Regions from separate parts of the Homo sapiens genome. Here region 1 is linked to region 2. Evidence: chromatin loops called from intact Hi-C (ENCODE). Cell type or tissue: prostate gland. All regions are shown on one strand.

Region 1 (2,500 bases), 140 kb before region 2:
CACCCCTTGGAAACCACCCAACGTTGGCCCAAATGGGGGTAAGCCAGTGACAAGAGCATCCTGGGCCTCAGTGTCCAGGTCTGTGATCTGGGATGGGCAGGCTCATGCAGCCAGCCAGAGCCACATAGTGCCACCTTCCTCCACCTGTGTGTGGCAGAGTCAAGGCAGTGGCTTGGGCCCCTCCTGTCACACACAGGGCAAACGTGGTCCTGCAGCAGGGACAGGGTGCACAGAGCCATCCTCACTCCCTCATCAGGACCCAGATGAAGGCTAGGGCCAGGATGGTGACTGCCTGAGCTCTGATTCTGGGCATGTCCCTGCTGGCTTGGGAACAACAGTGCCCCAGGACTCACCCACAGGCCCACCCTCAAACCTATAACAACTGCCTAGCCCCCAGTAGGCACTCTTCAGGACCAGCCAGAGCCCTCCCAGGCACACCGAGACCAGGAGCAAGGCATGGGGTGAACAGGAGGCAGGAAGGTGGGCAGGGAGTTGGGGGTGGAGGGAGGGAGGGTGGGCAGCAGTTGGCGGTAAGAACAGGCCACACCATGCCTGGCACTTCCCTCTCTCTCCCACATCCCAACCTGAGCTTTGTGCCCTTCAGGAGTCAGCCTAGCAGGCAGGATCTGGGCAGGGCCTCGGGGGCCTGGAGAGCCAGGGCTGGGGGTCTGGGTCCTACTGCTTCAGCTCCCAAAGCTCTGATGTCTGAGCTGCAGCCCAGTGTGCTGCAGGCTGGCACACGCCATGTCCCAGAGCCCTCTCAGGCAGCCACTTACCTCTCCCTTCCCCCAGCCAAGGAGAATGCGGGGAAGATATGGGCCCTGACTTCTGAGGAGCCTGTGGACTAAGGCAGGAAAGCCCGGCCACGCCGGCCTTCTTCTGGGCTCTTGTTACCTGGCGTCTTCCGTGTGTCCGCCTTCCTATGAATGTCAGCCATCACAGGAGGGAGGAATGTTCTGCTCTTCCACAGCTACATTTTCCCAGGACCTGGTACACCACAGGCATTCAATAAATGCTGGATGAACAAATGTTCCAAATATCTCAGTTTACCCACCTCTCACAGAGGTACTGGAACCCCTTGCTAAACCCTGTCCTGGAGTGGGCCCGGAGAGATGGGGAGATTTGCCAACTGACTGACAGGAGCTCTGGCGGTGCAGAGGGCACTCTGGGACAGTAGTGCGGCCAGCAGCTGCCTCCAAGCCCACCCACCACTTCCCCATGCCCACCCCAATTCAGGCGTGCTCTTCACAGACTAAAGAGGTGAGGGTGACCCCTGTGGTACAGGCAGTGACTGGACCACGATCAGCCAGCAGGGGGCGCAGAAGGGATGGGAACCGACCTTTGGTTCCTGAACTCAAACCCCAGAACCCAGAATCCCAACCCAGACCCCAGATCAGGAAACCGGAACCCCAAGCTCAGACCCCAGACTCAGGTCTCACAATTTGAGTGCCAAACTCAGAACCCAGAACCCAGATTCCAGGACTAGACCCCACTGTGGAGACCTAGACCCAGATCCTGGCACCCAAACCCTGACCAAAGACTCCAAGACCCAGGATGGTAAACCCGGACCTTCAACCCAGACTCCGGACCCCAGACCCCAGACACAGGAACCAGGATTCTAAACCCAGACCCCAGATCCAGGACTCAAGCCCCAGGACTCTAAACCCAGACTTCCAGGACTGCAAACCCAAACCCCAGACCCAGGACCCAGGACAAGGGCTGACGGATTTCCAGATCAGCGTGGCCCTGTGTGGACAAGGCCAGTGGGAAGGGGCACCGGGGGGTCACACTCTTGGCAACAGCGGGGGTAGCTGCTTGGCAGACCTCCCTGGTAGCGTTCAGAAGGGCATGAAGAATGTCCATCATCCTGTCAGAGCCAATTTGGGGAGCTCAGACTATGGTTGCCACGTGGAGGGTGGGCAGAAGGAGGTAAGGGCCAGCTGTCCCCTGGGCCTAAGAGCCAGAGGCAGGGAAACAGGGTCGGGCTCCCCACGTGCCCTTGTCCCCTGGGCCGCAGTCTCCGCAGGCAGCCATGGCCCGCCCTGGCCTGCCGGTCCCGCCCCTCCTGGCCCACAGCCTCTGGGCTGGGACGCAGGCCCACACTTCCCGGAGGAGTCGAGAACACGGCCTGGGCCAGACCCAGAGCCTTAGAAGTAGGTCAAATGTTGCCGCGCAGCAGGTCCTGGGGACCCTGTCCTGGTGTGGGCAGGCCCGTAGGCTGCAGCTCACTTACCAGGGCCCACTTGTGTGTCCACATAGATGTGAACCCACCGCTACACACTGGACACCCATGAACACAGACCCCACGCGGGGCCCCTAGGTCCCTGTCCAGTTGCACAGATGGGGAGACCGTGGCCCCAAGGAGGCAAGAGCTGCCCAGCAATTCTGACTAGAGATGGCACGAGGCAGGTACAAGGACCAGCAGAAGGAGATAAATTTCTACACCATCCCATGGCCCTGGAGCCTCAGATGAAAGTCTGACTCCTAGGAGGACTTCCCA
Region 2 (2,500 bases):
CATTGGGGTCCGAAGGCCAGATTGTGGTACAGAGCTCAGCGTGGGAACGTCCTGGGGCCCAGGTATGGGGAAGGGGTGCCCAGCAAAGATGGAGGGGCAGTTGGGATCCTGTCCTTGCTGACACTCCCTGCTTCCTCCAGGTCACCTACTCCTTGCACCTGTATTCAGTCAATGGGAAGTTGCGGGCTTCACTGCCCCTGGCAGAGCAGCCTACAGCCCTGACGGTGACAGAGGACTTTGTGTTGCTGGGCACCGCCCAGTGCGCCCTGCACATCCTCCAACTAAACACGTAAGCCCCCCATTTATGGGTTCATGGCCCCTGAAGGTGGTGGTCATTGGTGTAGGATAAAGGCCCTAGGAACCCACACACCATACATGTTTGTGGGCACATATTTCAAGGTTTGTTACCTGTCCCTTCATCTTCCCATGGGGAGGTCTTGCCCTGGGCCTCCGCTTAGCCACAGTTGTGGGAGATTTCTTTGTGTATAAGAATTTCAATTTAACCATCCTTAAAATGAGGACAGAGAGGGTATATGGGATAAGGGATATCTGCTGGTCGCAAAGCCCCCTTGCAGTCGCAAGTTGGTGTATATCCCCTCTCCCTTCCAGACTGCTCCCGGCCGCGCCTCCCTTGCCCATGAAGGTGGCCATCCGCAGCGTGGCCGTGACCAAGGAGCGCAGCCACGTGCTGGTGGGCCTGGAGGATGGCAAGCTCATCGTGGTGGTCGCGGGGCAGCCCTCTGAGGTGAGGATGGGGCGGGGGTGGGGAGGCCCCTCGAACGGGGCGGGGCGTGGCGCGGCGATCCCAGCTGATCCTACTCAACCCTTACGCCCACCAGGTGCGCAGCAGCCAGTTCGCGCGGAAGCTGTGGCGGTCCTCGCGGCGCATCTCCCAGGTGTCCTCGGGAGAGACGGAATACAACCCTACTGAGGCGCGCTGAACCTGGCCAGTCCGGCTGCTCGGGCCCCGCCCCCGGCAGGCCTGGCCCGGGAGGCCCCGCCCAGAAGTCGGCGGGAACACCCCGGGGTGGGCAGCCCAGGGGGGTGAGCGGGGCCCACCCTGCCCAGCTCAGGGATTGGCGGGCGATGTTACCCCCTCAGGGATTGGCGGGCGGAAGTCCCGCCCCTCGCCGGCTGAGGGGCCGCCCTGAGGGCCAGCACTGGCGTCTGCGGCCGCAGCAGCACTTTTTGCACAGTCTGGGGCGGGGTTCCCCGGCTTCCAAGTCGCTGTTTCGTCAAAGCACGAGGGCCGCCTGTGGCCTTAATTCCTAACGGCGGCCCCGGTTCTCCCTTCTCGGCAATAAACCAGGCCTAGTTTTGTAGCTGCTCCGTCTCCGAGTGTGCGTTCGCGCGCAGCGTCTCGGCCTGCCATGGCCACCGTCCCAGGGTCGCCGTCTGAGTCTGGCCTGGCTCGCGTTCCCCTGGCCCGTGACCCCCTCTGGGCCCACTCGCCCCCCCTCCGCGTGGCCGTCGCTGAACTGGGGCCTCAGTTTACCCGGCAGTGTAGCCCCTGCCCCACATCTCGCCCCGGCTTGTGGTTTCCCCACGATCTCTTCATGGGGTCGCCTTCGCACGCCATTCGTCCACAACCGCAACCCGGCCAGGCGCCCCGCAGGCGCGTTTGCATTCCTTCGCCGGGCAGGGGCGACAACACCCGAGGCCGCGCCCCTCCAGCTCGGCCCTGCCACCTCATTGTCTTGCCTACTTCTTGGGCCGCCCTGTGGCGCCGCTGTGGTCTCGGGGTTGGGGGTGGGGGGCCAGAACCACCCCAGAGAGTCCACGTTGTCTTCCCGGAGGGCTCGGTCCTGCCCTGCTGAGTGGATCCATCCTGGCGGCCACTGGTCATGAGGAGTTGGGGGCAGAGCCCTTGCTGAGCGGAGGGAGCCGGGGGCTGCCTCTCTGTCCCCCATCTCCAGACTCGCGATCCTGCGGGTGTTGTATGTGCTGGTGTCGGCGTGTGCGTGAGAAGTCAGGGGTAGTGTGGGTGTGCGGGGTGGTTGCATTGTGTGTGCGTATTCGTGGGCCTGGAGACAGGTGGGAGGCGGGAGGGGTTCCAGTCCCGCTGCTCAGAGTAGGCTGGGCGGAAGCCAGGCCTGTCTGCTGCTGCGTCCTGGTCACAGGCCCATCCACTATCCAGGATCCTGCAGGGCCCCTTAATGTAAGTGACACAAAGGTACACACCCATATGTGGCAAGGGCTACCAGGTCGCACCCACTTGGCCACAGCACTGGGTTGCTGATTTAGCCATACACATGGGCACATGGTGTGGGATAGATCGGTACCCAATATGTGGTGGTGGATACTGGGGAGCTGGAGGGCCTTCCCGGATGTCTCCTCCATTCCTTCTCCAGGCAAGCTCTCCTTAGTCTAGACGAGGAGCTTCTCTTCCCCAAACCTCAGGAAGTGGGTCCCAGCAGATTCAGCCCTATAGGATCCAGGTAGGACTGAGCGGTCCTATCCTTTGAGTCTCAGGCCCTCTCTGAATTTCTGGATGAAGCAG

What was found. Hi-C counts contacts between places; a loop is a spot of excess contacts. Peaks named below come from ENCODE experiments on the same cell type or tissue, not always from the same donor. Only the 100,000 strongest peaks of a DNase experiment are listed, where the experiment ranks them.
Region 1: a loop joins it to region 2, with 2.9 times the contacts of the local background. A loop is called at or near these places in 14 of 110 quality-filtered maps.

The regions. Positions count from the first base shown.
Region 1 is chr3:46,865,614-46,868,113 of GRCh38, forward strand. It overlaps a transcript of MYL3 not described here. Among named protein-coding and RNA genes, the nearest start is that of MYL3, 3.4 kb to the left of the region's middle. In prostate gland, a CTCF peak has its summit at 1,302 (motif pointing right); DNase peaks (open chromatin) are centred at 1,298 and 2,078; H3K27ac peaks cover 564 bases.
Region 2 is chr3:47,008,380-47,010,879 of GRCh38, forward strand. NBEAL2 (neurobeachin like 2) reads left to right here. Exons shown (of 54, transcript NM_015175.3): 51 at 1-62; 52 at 141-289; 53 at 610-745; 54 at 840-1,322. The coding sequence ends at 941. Among named protein-coding and RNA genes, the nearest start is that of NBEAL2, 30 kb to the left of the region's middle. RefSeq lists a silencer at 741-1,250 and enhancers at 880-1,677, 1,678-2,474. In prostate gland, no CTCF peak of the experiment used is centred here; DNase peaks (open chromatin) are centred at 1,132 and 1,465; H3K4me3 peaks cover 1,357 bases; H3K27ac peaks cover 1,683 bases.